Regions from separate parts of the Mus musculus genome. Here region 2 is linked to region 1. Evidence: chromatin loops called from intact Hi-C (ENCODE). Cell type or tissue: gastrocnemius. All regions are shown on one strand.

Evidence for each region. Peaks named below come from ENCODE experiments on the same cell type or tissue, not always from the same donor. Only the 100,000 strongest peaks of a DNase experiment are listed, where the experiment ranks them.
Region 2: a loop joins it to region 1, with 2.3 times the contacts of the local background. A loop is called at or near these places in 18 of 42 quality-filtered maps.

What each region holds. Positions count from the first base shown.
Region 1 is chr5:135,071,249-135,076,248 of GRCm38, forward strand. Vps37d (vacuolar protein sorting 37D) reads right to left here. Exons shown (of 4, transcript NM_001199677.1): 3 at 3,146-3,228; 4 at 1,652-2,735. The coding sequence ends at 2,343. Among named protein-coding and RNA genes, the nearest start is that of Vps37d, 4.5 kb to the right of the region's middle. In gastrocnemius, no CTCF peak of the experiment used is centred here; DNase peaks (open chromatin) are centred at 2,427 and 2,686.
Region 2 is chr5:135,019,799-135,024,798 of GRCm38, forward strand. It overlaps Stx1a (syntaxin 1A (brain)), which reads left to right and starts at 3,684. Exons shown (of 10, transcript NM_016801.4): 1 at 3,684-3,812. The coding sequence starts at 3,783. In gastrocnemius, no CTCF peak of the experiment used is centred here; DNase peaks (open chromatin) are centred at 2,247, 3,681 and 4,190; H3K4me3 peaks cover 1,383 bases; H3K27ac peaks cover 1,175 bases.

The sequences.
Region 1 (5,000 bases):
TGAGGGGGAATCTCTAAGATGTAGCAAATCCTTAAGTTCTTCTCACGCATCAGCAGGGATCCCCACATGGAGCCCACTTCTGAACCCCAAGTTCTCCTGCCATTGTTCTTGACTCTATCCTCAAGGCTGTCCTTGGGATATCCCAGGATGAACACACATTCTTCTATTTGCATGCTTTTCTATTCTTGGGAACTTAGTCCCAAGCCTCCTTCTCACCTTTTATACTCCAAAGAGGCCAATGTGGTGTCTCTTTTATATCGAAATCTTTAGTGAAAAATAGAGTCAGCTCAACAACCTCTCAACCTGTAGGTCAAGACCCCTTGGGTCTAACCTCTTACCCCCGCGCCCCTCCCCAAAATTTACATAGTGATTTTTTGTTTGTTTGTTTGTTTTTTGATTTTTCAAGGCAAGGTTTCTCTGTATAGCCCTGGCTGTCCTAGAACTCAATCTGTAGACCAGAAATCCGCCTGCCTCTCCCTCCCAAGTGCTGGGATCAAAGGCATGTGCCACCACTGCCAAGCCCCTACACCGTGATTCTTAACAGTACCAAAATTAGTTTGCAAATTATTTGCAAAGAAAATAATTTTCTGGTTGGGGTCATCGCATCAGAGGAACCGTATTAAAGAGTCCCAGCATTAGGAAAGTTGAGAACCACTGTTCTAGAAGGTTCTGTAGTAATGAAGACAAAGTCCACACTGGCTTTGTAAGCTTCAATAGCACCCCCTGTTAATTTGACAATGACTCACTCTGTAGTTTAGGGTAGCGTGGAACTCATTACCCCAGGCTAGATCCAAACTAGGATTTTGGGATTGTGTCACCATACCTGGCTTTTATAGTGCTTTTGGCAGCCTACCATTATTTACAGGAGTTTCTGTGCCTCTTGGCCAAATTCCTTCTACTTAGACTTGACCTTGACTGACCCAAGAATGTTCCTGCTACAGAGGGGGAACTCACCATGTATTTGGGTTTAAATTCTTATGTAGACTCTGCTAGTTTTGAATGGGTTTTTAGTGAGGGTGACCTTGAACTCCTGACCTTTCAGCCTCAACCCTACCTGCTAGATTACAAGTGTGACCCAACATGCCTGGTCTAGGGAGTGCTAGGGATCGAACCCATGGCTTCCTGCACGCTACACAAGCACTCTTCCAACTACCAGCCCTGGGTCTTTGAACTTTCAATCTTCCTGCTTCAGCCTGCCCCATTCTGGGCTCACAGAAAGGCCCCTCTTCCCGTTGTTCTGTTTGCCAGTCTTCTTGCCCTACATCCATCTGCCAAGATGGCCACTTAATGTCTCTCTAGTGGAAGTCAGATGCCTGCATTCCTAACAGAACCCCTCCATCACCCACTGAAGGTACCATCAGTGGAGGCTGTGGTTGGCAGGCCAGATGGTGGTGCCATCGGGATCCAGCTGACACGCAATCCCAGAATACAAGGTGCAAGCCAGGTGAGGCAACCGGAGACGTGGAGTAGGCATGGCGAGTCACAGGAGCCGGAAATCAGGCAGCTTCTCTCAGGAGGCTGCAGTGGGCCTTACAGGTCAGTTGAGCCTTGGATGGGCAAGGAAAAGAGGGGCTTCTCCCTAGGAGGAAGCGCCTGCTTTGGCAGAAGGTGTGGAGGCTGGCTGAGGGAGCAGAGAGGAGGCGGGGCATCATCACCGTCATCCATCAGCACATTTATTGACAGCCCCTAGGAGGCGGGGCTGGGGACAGAACATACAAAGACAAGGACCTGCCCTCAAAAAGGTTCCATTCTAAGGAGACAGGGACAGAAAAATACAGAATGGTCTTTCCTGGGGGTGGCAGGCTCTCACCTGTGCAGGTCAGAAGCCTCTGTCCTACCTTGCCCCAGGGCCAGCTGCAAGGCCATTGGGGGTGTCCCTGGGCCCGGCTCCTAGGCGGAGGGCCCCCAAACTGCAGGAAGGGTTAGCTCAGGATATGAGAACAATCCAGTAAGCCTTGGCAGTTGTTCGAGCCCAGTAGTGTGGCAGGGTGCGACAGGCCCCCAAGCAAGACCCCTCTGGAAGAAGCAGGACCCCATAAAGTTCTTTTTCATTTGAGGACCTGGCTTGGCACCCTGGAGGCCCCAGCCGGGGAGACGAAAAAATAAAATAAAAAGGCAGAGTTTCCTTGGTGACCGGAGTCCAGCACCCTGCCCACCCCACCCCCAGCCCTCTTCGGGCCTCTTCGGGGAGCCCCTCTTCCCCAGCTCAGCCTCCAGGGCCCTGGGCCTGCCTGAGGCTAGGGGGAGGGGCCTGCCCCTCCCCCCACCCAGGCAGTGGGGGAGGAGGAGGAGCCATGAATCAAGTTTGTCTGGACCCCCGCTGGGAGGCCTCACCCTGGCTCCTACCGATGAGGGGGTTCAGGCTGAGAGGGTCGAGGGCTCAGCAAAGGGGCTGGGCCAAAAGGGCACCCGGGAGAGCCCTTCACTGGGGGCACTGGGCGGGAGTCCAAGGGGGGCAGGCTCCGGGGTACTGCTGGAGGTGGTCCCCGGGCGGCCCCAGTGGGCAGGACGGCAGCAGCAGGGAAGGGTTTGGGGGGATCCATGGCGGTGGCGGCGGCGGCAGCAGCAGCAGCAGTTGTGGGGGCCGGCTGGGCAGAGCGCTCTCGACGCCTCAGCACCTCCTGTAGTTTCTCGGCCTGTGTCCGCCTCAGGTGGGCCAGGGCACGGCCCCTCTGGAAGGCTGGCAGGAAGGCCTCCAGGCTCTGTTCCCCCAGCAGCAGCTGCTCCATCTGGACCTGGGTAGCGTCCAGGAGGGAAAGGGAGAGTTGGGGAGGCAATCTGATCAGAGCCTGACTCCTTCTTCCCCACGGTGACCAGCCAGCAGAGGCCCGGAGCTTCCAACATGGCCCAGCCTCTGGGTTACCCAGACTGGACAGGTGTCCACCTTATTTCCACAAAGAGGGCTGTCCCGTACCCTTCAACACACTTAAGGACCTGCTCCCAACCCAGCCCTGAGAAATGGGCCTTACTACTCAGCCGACCCTGCCCTCCAGTGTCTGTAGACGTCCCTAGGACAGCAAACTCTGCCGTCCTGAGCGGAGTCCAGAAAGTTCTGGAAGCAATCACGGAGGGTTTCTCAGAGAAGACCCCAATGAGACTGGTTTCCCTCCCTGTTGACCTGGCCCCAGCCACCTCTACCCCTCACCTCAGCCTCCTGCTCAGCCTCTTCCAGCTCAGCCTGCAGCCAGCCCAGCGCACATTGGGGGCTCCAGCGATGCATGCTCTTCTCTGGGGACCACAGGGGGACAGACAGGGACTCTGACTCTCCCATTGACTGCAGGTGACTCTACAGTTCCCATCTCTGTGGCCTCCAAATCCTCACCTGGCTTTGTTTTCTTTTGAGGCAGGGCCTCACATAGCCTCTAACTTGGACTGTGTAGCCCAGGCTATCCTTGAACTCCTGATCCTCCAGGATCTAGACCTCAAAGTGCTGAGATTGGAGGCATGCGCAGACAAGTTCAGCTTATTTCTGTTTGTTTGCTATACCGTTGTTTCTTTTTCTTTTAAAAAAAAGAATTTAGTTTTAATTATATGGATGTGTCTGTGTATGGGCGTGAGAACTTGAATGCAGATTTCTGAAGAGGCCAGTGGTTGTCAGATCCAGCATGAAGCTGGAGTCTTTGACCTGCCCAGCATGGGTGTTGGAAACCAAACTCCTATCCTTTCCAACAGCTAAGCCATCTCTCCAGCTGCCACAGTCACTGCCATCATCGCCATCATCATCATCATCAGGTCTTACTATGTAGCTCAGGCTAGCTTGCCAAATGTGGTTATTTTTGCCTCAGCCTCCTGAGTGCTGGGATTACAAACATGTACCACCATACCTGGCTCAGTATGTTCAATAACACGGGCACTACTGAGTGTCTGTGGACAGATGGCCTCCTCACTTCCACATTGAGGCTACCACTACCCAACCCATCAGTTAGGTCAGACATGAGGTGGTCCTACATCCTAGAATATAAAATAAAGCACTGGGAGGTTTTGACCACTAGGGAATCCAAGCTTTGAGTTTCTTCCATTTTTTTTTTAATTTTTATTTCATGTATATGTGTGTTTTGCCTGCATATATGTATGCGTACCCATGGACATCAGAGATATTATTGGATTTCATGGAACTGGAATTATAGGCAGTTGTGAGCTGCCATGTATGGAGGTGCTGGGATTCGAACCCAGGTCCTCTGGAGTAGTAGCAAGTGCTTTTAGCTTTTGAGCCATCTCTCCAGCCCCATTTCTTGTTTTCTGTTTGAGGTTGGGTTTTTACTTATTTAAATGTGTGTATTTACATTTTATTTGCATTGGTGTTGTCTGCATGTGTGTCTATGTGCAGGTGTCAGAGCCTGGCATTACAGACAGCTGTGAGCTGTTCTGTGGGTCTGGGGGTTTGAACCCAGGTCCTCTGGAGGCAGTCAGTGCCTTCAAATGCGGAGCCATCTCTCCAGCCTTTTGATGTTAGGTTTTTTTTAAACTGTTTTAAATAACATTTTTACTTTGTGTTCTTGTGTGTATGTGGGTGGGCACACACATACCACTCAAGAGTTGTAGAGGTCAGAGGTCAATTTCTAGGCGCTGGTCTTTTCCCCTTCCACCTTGTAGGTCCTGGGAAGCAAACTCAAGCTTGCCACCTAGTGTCATTACTTAGTGAACCATCCTCAGCCTTGATGAGATTTTGTTGTTGGCTTTTGGTTTGTTTTTCGTTTTTGTTTTTGTTTTTGAGATAGGGTCTTGGGTAGCCCAGGCTGGCCTCAAACTCACTCTAGCCAAGGCTGGCCTTGAACTACTGATCCTCCGGTGTCTGCCTCCCAAGTGGTGGGACTATATGCATATGTCACCATGCCTGGCTTGGGTCTCCTTTCTTCTACTGCCCAGGGTCTCTTCAACACAACCGTTTGTTTTTGTTTTGATGCAGAGTCTCCCCTCAAGACACAGAGCAGTCTGATCAAGACCTCCTACATAACCTAGGGCTGGTCTTGAAGTTTTGTGATCCTCCTGCCTCTGCCTCC
Region 2 (5,000 bases), 51 kb before region 1:
TGGTAGGACACCTGCCTAGAAACCTAGAATCACCCAGTGAATAGCTAGGGTCATGGCACTATGGCTCTGCAGTAGAGCATTCAACAATGAAAGAAAGAAAGAGAGAGAGAGAGAGAGAGAGAGAGAGAGAGAGAGAGAGAGAGAGAGAGAGAGAGAGAGAGAGAAACTAAGAAAGAAAGAAAGAAAGAAAGAAAGAAAGAAAGAAAGAAAGAAAGAAAGAAAGAAAGAAAATGTTAAGGAAGAAAAAGAAGAAAAACAGCTTAGAGGGAAGTGCACACTTTTTTCATTCATCTTTTTAAAAAGATTTATTTATTTATTTCATGTATGTGAGTACATTGTTGCTGTCTTCAGACACACCAGAAGAGGGCATCAGATCCCATTACAGACGGTTGTGAGCCACCATGTGGTTGCTGGGAATTGAACTCAGGACCTCTGGAAGAGCAGTTGGTGCTCTCTTAACCACCGAGCCATCTCTCCAGCCCCTCTTCGTTTTCCATGCTGATATTTAACATGTCTGCATGAGTGATGTTGGCAAGATAGCGTGGCTTTCTTCAGGAAGCAGCAGTTTCTCATCTTCCTGAAGTCTCACCCCACAGACAGATACTGAGTTCTGAGGACATAGCCGTGACCCACTCCGCTCCCTATGTATAGGAAATCCACTAGATCGGGGCTAGGCAGCTTCCTGTCAGTCAAATTGGCCATGTGGAGGACAGAGAGAGGAGATGTGCAAAGTATCCTGGCACACTGTGTGGCACCTGTACTCCCAGCTCTCAAGAGCCTGAGGCAGGAGGGTCTTAAATTTGAAGCTAGCCTGGGCTACATAACATAATATATCCCAGGCTAGCAGTGTGAGGCGCTGTCTCAAAATACAAAGAAAAAAAAAAATGCTGGACTTGTAATTCGGTTGGTAGAATGCTAGCCTAGCGTGCATGAAACCCTAGGCTTCCTCCACAGCTCTGCATAAAATGGGAAAGGTGGCACACGTCCGTAATCCCAGCACTTGGGAGGCAGGCTGTTGTAGACAGATGTTCCACCATCTTCAGGAGCCTGGCTGGGCCTGTTCATAGTAGATCTTTTCTCAGAGAAGGAGGGAGCAGAAAGGTTCATGGGACTCTCAGTGAGTATCCAGGCACCCCTCTCAACCAGTTGTATACAATTCTGCCCTCCTATGGTGCATGGGGGTGATGCTTTAGGGAGGGGCTAGGGTATAAATGTGGGGAGATCTAGGGGAGGGGCTCTATCCATGCAACCATGAAAAAAATCACTTGGGGGACATCTTAGGGTTTCCATTGCTGTGAAGAGATACTCTGTCCATGGCAATTCTAATAAAACATTCAATTGGGACTGGCTTACAGTTTCAGGGGTTCAGTCCATTATCATCAAGGCGGGAAGCATGGTGGTATGCAGGCAGCAGTGATGCTGGAAAAGGAGCTGAGAGATCCACATCTTGATCCACAGGCAGTAGACGGAGACCGTGAACCTCCCGGGGCATAGTTTGAGCATGTATAACCTCAAGGCCCACTCCCACAGTGACACACTTCCTCCAACAAGGCTACCCCTCCCTGTGGATCTGTGGGGACCATTCCCATTCAGACCACTGTGGGGAGGGGGTAGCTTGAGGGAGCATCTATTCACCTGGAAGAAACCCCTCACCAATGGGAGTAAGGCCAATAGACTCATTGGTAGCCCACGGTGAAGTCTGGTTGCAATATGCCTACCTGGTTTGTTTGGGGACCTTGGAGTAGGGGAACAATACAGAGGGAGGAAGATCAGGGATTCAAGGTCATCTTCAGGTACATAGCAAGTTTGAGGCCAGCTTGTGTGTGTGTGTATGAGAGAGAGAGAGAGAGAGAGAGAGAGAGAGAGAGAGAGAGAGCTCATTGAGTAAAGGCACTTGCTGCTAAGCCTAAGGACTTGGATTGGTCTCTGGGACACACAAGGCAGAAGCAGAGAACTGACTCCAGCAAGTTGTCCTGACCTCTCTGTGTAAGCCGTGGCATTCTCATGCACACAAATAAATGATGTAACAAATATTAAAAATAAAATATAGCATAATGTTGATGTCTAGACAACCGGAAAGGCTATGGCTCTCTCCCGTGCCAGGACACATTTGTCTCCTGTCAGATTTTTCTAGGGACGGAGGGGAGGCTGAGCCCGTGTCCCAGCGTGCCTGTCAGCCAGCCATCTAACCTGCACTGAAAGTCTGGGAGAGGTGCCAGGGCCAGACACACTGGGCAGCAGGAGGCTGGATCCAATCCAGAACCGTGCCTTGGTAACTCTAGTGTACAAGGAGGTGTGGGTGTGCTTGGCTTGGGGTCAAGAAAGCCTGAGACCACTTGTGTGTGTGTGTGTCTGTGTGTGTGTGTGTGTGTGTACTCTGTAACAAGATGCTGGCAGGAAGCTAAAAGGTACATGTCTGCCAACCGGCAGGCTCTTCACGTTGCTCTACAGGGACCAGCATACCGTTCACGTTGCTCTGCAGGGACCACTGAGATCTTTCCACTGGGCCTAGGTTTGAACAGCCTACAGCTTCCACACAGGAAATAAGACGTCAGGCCTGGCATTTGAACTCCGGGCTGGAGGCATGGAGGGGTGGGGGTGGCAAGCTTTTTTTTTTTTTCCTTTTAAATATCTTAAACATTTCATTTATTTGTTTGTGTATGTATGTATGTATGTATGTATGTATGTATGTATGTATGTATGTATTGTGTGTAAAGAGAAAGGCAGTCAAATTGAATCGAACAGGTGAGCTGAGAAACTCTGGGGAGAGTAAAGAGGCAGCAACCCGGTCTGGAGACAGGGGGGTGCTCAGAAAGGTGGGAAGGTTTAGAATTGACCACTACAGAGAGGGCTTTATTTTACTTTATATTCACTTGGCCATGTGCCTCCTGCCTCCATCGTGTGGTTGCATATATGTGAAGCACGGAGCTCACTCATGTGGCGGTCAGAGGACAATTTACAGAATCCAATGCTCTTCTTCAGTCACGTGGGGCCCAGGGCTAGAACTCCAATCGTTTGTTTGTTTGTTTGTTTGTTATTTTTCAAGACAGAGTTTCTCTGCGTACCTTTGGCTGTCCTGGAACTTGCTCTGTAGGTCAGGCTGGCCTTGAACTCAGAGATCTGCCTACTAGGATTAAAGACATGTGCTATCATCACCCCGCTGGAACTCAGATCTTTAAGCTTAGTGGCAAGCATCTTTACCTGTTCAGCCATCTCAGGACAGGATGGGTGGTTGGAGGGGGTTGCCGGGGGTCGGTTCAAGAAGGGATTTTCAAACCTGGCATTGAGGCTCATGTCTGCAAAACCTGTACTCCTGTGGCTGAGGTAGGAGCAGGTGTTCAAGGCTAGCCTGGGCTACACAGTGAGACTATCATTGAACAAAGTGGAAAGGGTTCCACTCCAGCAAATCCAGGGGAAAGGAAGGACTCTAAGAGTCAGAATCCAGGGTCTATCTAGATAATGGGTGGCTGAGCAGAGGTGGGGGCTGGGGCAGAGAAGGGCCAAGGAGTTGGAGCTGCATCTAGACAGAGATCACTAGTTGACGAGGGGAGGAACCAGGTCCCGAGGGCTGGGTTTGTACCCCTTTGCGCTCCCCGTAGGCGGAGCCCTGGGCGGGATATATCCGGGCGTGGAAGCATGATGGGCGTGGCCAGCTGGGGTTGGGCTTGGGGGTCCCAGGGACTGGGGCGGGGCGCGGGCTGGCGCTGCGCAGCCGCGGGGCGGCATCCGCGCATGCGGGACTTACTCGGTTGCAGCCGGCGCCTACTGCCACTCCCGGGAGCATGAAGGACCGAACCCAGGAGCTCCGCACGGTGAGTCCGATCCTCGTGCGCCGCTCACCCGGCGTCTTGTAATTCTCCACTTTGTTCCGGCATGCCACCGAGGCACCTACAAGGGGACGGAGGGAGCCTTGCAAAGCTGAGGGACCCTCGAACCCCCATGGGAGTCCCACCCCTCCGATCTACTTCTGGTCACGGACTCGAGCCCTTCAGCACCGGGACTGATGGCTAGAACCTGGGGTTTTGAGGAACTTTTCAGGGCGTTCCTGTTTGGGGCGATTTGGAGGGCTGTTAAGGGGTTTCGGTGGCGGGATGCAAAATCGTGACCGTTCTTCGCCCGCTTGTCACCGTCCTTGCACTGTCCCCTGGAGGCTGAACCTCTCGTTTCCTTCCCACCCCCCTGCCCAGAGTTCCCCTCCCAACCCCATCCTTGGGCGCGCTGCGGAAACGAGGCCGCCGGGTGGGGGTGGCCTCTGCGGGAGCCGTCTCTTGGGGCTCCCCATCACCTGTGGCTCCCATCACCTGTGGCTCCCGATCCACCCTGGTCGCTTTAGGGATACCCGGCTTGCTCTGGATTAAAGGACTCAACCATATCTACCCTTGGTCCACCTTTGGGCTTCCAGGCAACCCAGGCTGTCATTTCCCAGACCCTTCCCGGATTGCCAGGTCTAACTGCGACCTGGATCTATTTTCCTACCTGTGTGAGAGAGGCCTCTGGGGTGTGGCTCTTAGGGCGGGGTTTCGAGATGAGTAGAAGGCAGTAGAAAGGTTCTAAGTCAGAGCCCATGATCCTTCAATCATGAGACCCCACTTTTAACACAGGGGAGTGCCCTTCTCTGGCCTCAGACCCTAGAGGGACAGAAATTAAGCTCTCCCGTGAGAGGGTTAAATAAGGGCGCCACATCAGATTGTCATATCTGATTCCTCAGCAAACCCCACCCGTTGATTTCTGGGTGTCCCCCCAAGCTGGGTGGCGTCCTAGATCCCTCTCATCTTGTGCCCCACTTACAGCCCTTCATAGAAAGTTTTGTTTTGGGGCTTTTGACCTAATGGCTGTGATTTCTGCCTAGCTTCTCCATCTGTGCCTGGATCCCTCTACCATAATACCAGCCATATCTATGCTCTCCAGTCTAGCCTTCATCCTGTTCCTGACCTGCAAGCGACCCCCACATGCCTTCAGACCTGTATTATTCCTGGCTGGATGCCCAGTGCCTCATCTAT